2 separate regions of the Homo sapiens genome follow, and region 2 is linked to region 1. Evidence: chromatin contacts called from ENCODE Hi-C or POLR2A ChIA-PET data. All regions are on one chromosome and are shown on one strand. Each heading gives the region's core, a stretch centred on a gene start or an enhancer-like site at or near the end of the contact. The rest is flanking DNA. Distances are from core to core; before and after follow the strand shown.

Region 1 (3,425 bases), core at 841-3,340:
ATTCCTTTATAACAGTGGAAAGCCTGAGCCAGGTGGCTCACACCTGTAATCCCAGCACTTTGGGAGACTGAGGCTGGAAGATTGCTTTGAGCCCATGAGTTCAAGACCGGCCTGGGCAAGATAGCGAGACCTTGTCTCCACTAAAAATTTAAAAATTAGCCCAGCATGGTGACAAGCACCTGCAGTCCTAGGAGTCTGAGACAGGAGGATTGCTTGAGCTCAGGAATGTGAGGCTACAGTGAGCTGTGATCACACCACTGCACTCCAGCCTGGGTGACAGAGCAAGATGCAGTTTCAAAAATAAATAAGAAAAGTAGAAAAATATAATAGTGAAAGTACTGGAGTTTATGAATGATTTACCTCATTTGTAAAAAATGTATAAATCAGAGGGGTATATTACTTAGGATTCTTTTGGTTGCAAATGACAGACAACAAATCAAATAGCTTAGGAGAAGAGGAATGTATGGGCACCAGGAGGGATGAGGGTGTAGCTGCAGGCAGCTGGGCCTGGGGACTTCATGACTCTAGGGCTCTGCCTACCGCTGAGTTCCTGCTTTTGTTGTGTTTGTGTCTTCCTGCACTGTGACCTCCTTCTACTGAATTGGATTTCTCCATAAGACTGGACCATGGCCATCAGAAAATCATGGGTTCATATATTAGCTTGTTTTCCTGATAGCTAGTTGTGGCAAAGAAAGCAAACCTCCAAGAATGTGATTGATCTGTCAGGGACGTGTGCCCTCCTCCAGACCCATTGTTGAGGCCTAGAAAATGGGATAGGGTGATCAGTGTGGCCTGGCTCTTCTGCCCACCCCTGAAGCAATCACTGTGACCAGGGAGGTAGAAGCTGGCAGCTCCTATTTGAACAGAAAGGGAAGGAGGAGCAGTTTCCCACGAGATCGGGGGTGTTGTTTCCTGATGAAAGCAACCATTCTTTCCATTTATCTATAAAGATTTCAAATGATAGCATATCTTCAAAAATCTGAGATAATAGAAATAATGGAAATGTAGCGCTTGAAATAATTTAGGGAAAAAGGGACTAACGTTTTCTGAATGCTTATTGTGAGACAAGTTATTTGCATATGCTGTCCGTGTAATCCTTAAAAACAAACAAACTATGTGAGGTAGATATTATTATCCCCATTTTACCAACAAGGCAACTGAGACGTGGAGAAGTGAAGTGGTTTGCTCAAGGGCACACAGTTCAGCGGCTGAGCCAGGTTTTGAACCCAGTTCTGTTTGGTTTTAATGCCAGATACTTAACCATTGTAGCACGTTGGCTTCCTCATTGATCTGCCTAGTAAACAGGTATATGATATGTGTAAAATACTTTACATTATTTTTATTTTAATTAATAATACTGAGTCATTGTGGTATTTTTATGACATGGCTGCAAATTTTCTAACACTCCTCCCATGAAGCAGTCAGATCTATGTCCTCTCCCTGTTAATCTGGGCAGGCTTGTGACTGCTTTGAGAAAGACGGCATGGTAGGAATGATGCCATGTGACTTCTGAGGCTGGGTCATGAAAGCCCAGGCAGTTTTGGTCTTGTTCGCTGGGACACTCACTCTTAGCACTCTGACCCACCACAAAGAAAGAGTTCTCCCTGCTCTGTGGCTGCCACGCTGTGAGGAACCCAAGTCATCTGGAGGAGTAACATGTAGGCACCAGGTCAACTGTCCCAGCTGAGCCCAGCCTGCAAGTCATCATAGCCCAAGTGCCAGACACGAGCGAAAAAGCCTCTGGGTGGTTCCAGCCCACAGCCATTCGAATCTTCCCCACTGAGGCCTCAGACATCATGGAACTGAGACAAGCCATCCCCTTTGGTGCCCATCTAAATTCCTGAGACAGTGAATCCGAGAGCATAATGGATGGTAGTGGTTTTATGCAACGGGTTTGGGATGTTTATTCCATAGCAACAGATAACTGGAAGAGCCTCAGAACAGCAATCAAAGATGTCTGACCGTGAAGCATCTGGAATACAAGAAGATGAAACTGAGGAACGCTTTGCATCAGTAAAGTAGCAAAGTCATGATTTTTCCCAATACAGAAGCTCTTGGAACACTCGCGCTGCAGTCTCCCTTCTTCCACCAGGTGGGGTGGATGCATTGGTGGCTGCCTCCACAGCAGTTCCTCACGGAGCAGTGGAAGACTGGGTTTCTTTGGTTCAGCGGGACTGTGGCTGACCCCACCCCAGCTGGGATCCCTGGCTGCGAGGCTGCAGAGCACAGAGCCCCAGGAGGGCTTCGTTTTGGCTGCTGCTGGGAGCCTCTCCCTTTTGTGGGGGAGGTCGGTGCCTCTGAAGGAGGATAGAATCTGAAAACATATTCTCCTGGCAGGCTCTACCATCCCACTGCACTCCTATCAGGGTTGTGGACAGGAGGAGTCACTCTCTGTGTAATGCAGCCCCCTAGGTGCGGCTCAATTTTCCCTCCCATTGGACCTGAGGTAGGGGCATTGACCCCAGCCTTCCTGATCAAGGGATAGGATCCACAGCGAACCCCCAACTTCCTCCTTCCCTCTCCACATTTCCTTTTTCCCTTCCATTCAAATCAAAGTACAACAGATACTTGATTTTTAAAGTCAAATGGTACCATAGTTATATCAGCAACAATAACAGGAAAACATTTCGGTAATTCCCTCCCCATCCCTGACTTCTCCCCTTCAAACTCTTTCAGTCATTTCTGTTACTTACATCCATATTTCTAAGTAATGCATCCATACTGCTATTTTCTCAAATTAGTGATTTTAGATAGTGCCTTTTTACTCCCCATTACAGAAGATGAAGCATTAACTCTTTCATACCACCCCATATTCCATTTGTCCTCCCTTTCTCCTCCCAACATGGTAATATACAACTTTCAGAAAAAGCTGTATTCCATTAATGTGTTTCTGTCTGATTATGGCTATAAGACTTGTGCATTGGTGAGCCATGGAGCATATTATCATTACATTTCCTATCTTGCGCATTTTTCTCTCTCCCTTCCTTCCTTCCTTCCTTCTTTCTCTTCCTTCCTTCCTTTCTTTCTTTCTTTCTTTCTTTCCTTCTTTCTTTCTTTCTTTCTTTGTTTCTCTTTCCTTTTTCTTTCGACAGGGTCTCACTTTGTCACCCAGGCTGGAGTGCAGTGGCACAATCATGGCTCACTGCAGCCTCAACCTCCCAGGCTCAAGAGATCCTCCCACCTCAGCCTCCTGAGTAGCTGGGACTACAGGCGCACACCACCACACCTGACTAATTTTTACTTTTTTTTTTTTTTTTTTAATAGAGATAAGGTCTTCCTGTGTTGCTAAGGCTGATTTCAAACTTCTGAGCTCAAGCAATTTTCCTGCCATGGCCTCCCAAAGTGCTGGGATTACAGACGTGAGCTACTGCACCTGGCCTCTTGCACATCTTGTTCCTTCTGAACATATCACCATAATTCTTCTA
Region 2 (3,416 bases), core at 495-2,994, 150 kb after region 1:
TCATGTAAAGAAAAGAAGGAAAAAAGAACAGGAGAAAGTATGGCAGTGGCCGTTGTAGTAACCGCTGTTGTTTAATTGAGCCCCTCCCTTCCTGGCCAGTTCTCAATGTGTGGTAAATGCCACTTCATTCCATCCTAACTGCAGCCCTGTGAGGTTGGGACTGTGATCGTCTCCACTTTACAGATGAGGAAACTGAGGCTTAGAGAGGTCAGGTTTCTAGCCCAGGGGTCCAGCTGCCAGCGTGAGGCGCAGCCAGGCTGCAGACCTCAGCACTGACTGCACAGCTCACGTGCTTTGTCACCAGGCTTTGCTGCCAGTTGGTGATCGCCTCAGGGAGATGGATCTGTGTGGGTTCTCTGTTCTGATTCTTTGCCCTTTTATGTCCTTTCCAATTTTTTTGTGGTAAGTATATAGGGATTTGATTATCAAGGGGAAAAAGTGAAAAAACTGAAGGAACAATAAATAAATGAGAAGAGTCAGCAGCCTCTGAGCTAAGCCCTCGTTGCTTTGTTTTAGACATCTAGCTAACCACGTTCAGTGTGAACCTCAACTCCCAGTGTGGCCCGCGGCTGTGGCCACCAGTGACCGTGAGCAGATTGTTTGTTGGAACTTGAAGAAAAGCATCAATGTAAAGGGTTGTGAAAATAAAAACATGTTAAGGAACTAAAGGCTCTCAGTTGGTTAACATGCAGTTCATTTTAAAAAATATGTATATTTGATTGTCTCATGATTAATTGGGAAGAATTTTGTCATTTTTACTGAAGTCACTTGTACAGAGACGCCAAAGGATGTTTGTGATCTCTTCTTTATTTATTGGTGGCCTTGGTCACAGTGAGAAGAAATGTTCTCAGAGCGTTTTGTGTATTGCAAAAGGGAGGTGCCATTTTCGTAATGAAAAATTAACGACATATCCATCAAATTAGAGACTCAGAAGAGAAATAATGCATTGTTTTTTACTTGCAGAAAAATTAGACACTATGTGTCCATTATCAGAGTGTGCAATGGCAACAATAAGGTACGTAAGGAGAGCCCCCCGGGGCCCCAGGAACACCCCAGCAAGATTTTCAGCAATCAGAACTAATGGCTTTTAAAATTCACTTTTAGGCTGAGAAAATATCCGAATGTGTTCAGTCTGACACTCATACAGGTACGGTGCCCCGTATTTATTCTTAGAGTTCATTGAGTTTTTGGAGAAAAAAAATAAAAACAGATCTTTAACTAGCTTGCCTGGTGTAATGGTGGGATTTTCCTCAGACTGTGGCAACATTTCTCTCCTTGACTCCCCAGGCTGGCTTATGAGTCACTTGTACAGAGGACTTGAGCGCTTGTGAGCATTCTGATGGGTGCCCTGGGGCGGGTCTCTGAGCCTGCGAGGGAAAGAAATGGTCAACTGAAATGCATGAACTCATGTGAAGTGTGGTTTTATAACCTGATTTATACTTTAAGAGGGTTGAGTGTTTATCCCACAGTCCTTTAACAGGGATGTCTTCATCTGTCCTGACACTTACCACTGCCAGCCTGCAGGGAGGTAGCCAGGCCCCTCGCACTTGCCTCACCTCTATGTTTCTTAACCATGCCTTGGACACCATCTGTTCTTCCCCATAGCTTTCTTACTGCAAATGCATTTCCCTGGTTTGGAGTCACCTGTTTCCTTCAAACGTGTCATGACTTCAGCAAGCCACTTCCTGTTCTGGCCCTCACAGATGAAGGGGCTGGGCTGGGATGGTGAAGCGCCACTCCAGCTTCAGGCAGGAGGTGCTCCGTCAAGTGTCTGTGTAGACACTTGGCGTGCCACCCTGCCTTGCCTGAGTAGTGTGCTCTGCTTGCCCATGTGGTCTGTAAGAGCCTCTAAGGAGAAGACTTCCCTTCATGCTGTTGGTGACATGCTTTCTGCCTTACCAGAACAGTTCATTCTTTCATTCTAGAAACACTTACTACATATTTTTGTGAGCACTTAATGTGTACAAGATACCTGTCCTAAGTGCTTTAGGTACAGCTTATTTTAATGAAGCCTTAGAATAACTCAAGGAGGTAAGCATTTTTAGGTGAAATTCTCTTTACAGGTAAGGAAACTGAAAGTTTAAGTAATCTGCCCAAGGATCTCCATTTAGGAAGTGGCAGAGCTAGCACCTGAATCCAGGAGGACTGACACTAGGGCTCTGAAGCACAGTTTTTATGGGTGCCCCAGGAGCAATCAGAGATTTAGTCTGAAAAGAGAGACACATTGACACAAAGGAACACAGCAAGTGATAAGAAGTGATCCCCAGGAATGAGAAAGGGCAGTGGGTAGTCTTCTAGACAGGGAGAGGTGGATTTGAATAGAAAAGAAATGTGAGCGGGAAAGCATTCCAGCAATAAAAACAGGCATAGAAGGGGGAAAGTACAGGGCATGTTCCAGAAAAAGCAAGTACTAAATTTTGACTTGTATAAAAGGTCAATGGGGAAAGAGGTATTTGGGTCAATAAGAATCCTTAAATGCTAGGTGGGAAGTTTCCATTTTCATCTGTGGACAGTGGGAGTCTGAGGATTTGTGAGTCAGGGAGCAGCGTGATGACATCTGAGCTTTGAGAAGCTCTTAGAGCATGTATGTAAGATTACATGGAAGGAGACACCAGAGAGAAGAATACCAGCATTGCCATGGTCGAGAGGAAAGAAAACAATGGCCAGGGAATAATAAGGTGATGACAGTAGGAAGAGAGAAGAGAGACCAGATGTGATGATGGTGTGGGACTAGAGAGAGAAAAGCAAGAAAGTCCTTGAAAAGGTTGTTTCTGAGCCTGGAGATTCAGGCAGTAGCAGTAGGGCTGGGGAGGATGAATGTGGAGAGCTCTACCTGTGAGGTCCTGGTGGGCAGTCAGGTGGGTTTGTTTGTTCACCCCTTTGCCCATTTATTCTACAGATTTCTGTTGAGTACCTGCTGAGTGCTGGCTTCTGTGTTCTGCAAAGAGGTTAGGTCTAGAGATGAAAATGTTTCTGGCCAGCCAAGCATTAGCAAGTAGCACAGATGTGGAAGTGATGGAAACCAGGGATGGTAAAGGGGAATGGAAACTTTGAGATTACAGTGGAAGAGAACAGCAAGAAAAGGAGAGGAGGGGTGAGGTGGATTCCTAGAGACCACCCACCTCCAGAGAAGGAGGAAACAGAAGCAGGAAAAGAGGGGTTAGAGGGACGAGGGAGTCTGGAGAGCGTTGCTGAAGCTGAAGGCGGGGAGAACGGGAAGCATCAAGACTGGTCAGGGCTGAAGCACACATAGGGAGGGAGGGGGATATGGAGCCAGAGATGGATAAAAACTTGTGCTTTGCATTCAAGAGCTCGTGTGTGACCTGCAGACATGCAGTTTCAGGAGAATGGCGAGGGCAGAAGCCAGATTGCAGGGGCTGGAGGAGTCAGAGTAGAAAGCAGCATGTGTGGGCCTG

Evidence for each region. A loop is a pair of places that touch in the nucleus more often than their neighbours do. ChIA-PET counts read pairs that join two places held with the same protein, here RNA polymerase II (POLR2A). Pooled maps may share reads with other maps.
Region 2: a pooled map shows a loop between it and region 1 (2.2-fold over the local background). The contact joins two enhancer-like sites. A Hi-C loop is called at or near these places in 1 of 168 maps with a recorded cell type or tissue (head of caudate nucleus) and 4 of 50 pooled maps. POLR2A ChIA-PET finds 5 or more read pairs at or near these places in 1 of 52 experiments (OCI-LY7).

The regions. Positions count from the first base shown.
Region 1 is chr15:84,953,426-84,956,850 of GRCh38, forward strand. It overlaps a transcript of SLC28A1 not described here. Among named protein-coding and RNA genes, the nearest start is that of PDE8A, 27 kb to the right of the region's middle. Within about 2 kb of position 2,091, at least 3 of the 41 ENCODE cell types and tissues checked have a DNase peak (open chromatin) inside an H3K27ac peak, as active enhancers do.
Region 2 is chr15:85,099,052-85,102,467 of GRCh38, forward strand. It overlaps PDE8A (phosphodiesterase 8A), which reads left to right. Exons shown (of 22, transcript NM_002605.3): 10 at 964-1,015; 11 at 1,105-1,147. Among named protein-coding and RNA genes, the nearest start is that of PDE8A, 120 kb to the left of the region's middle. Within about 2 kb of position 1,745, at least 4 of the 41 ENCODE cell types and tissues checked have a DNase peak (open chromatin) inside an H3K27ac peak, as active enhancers do.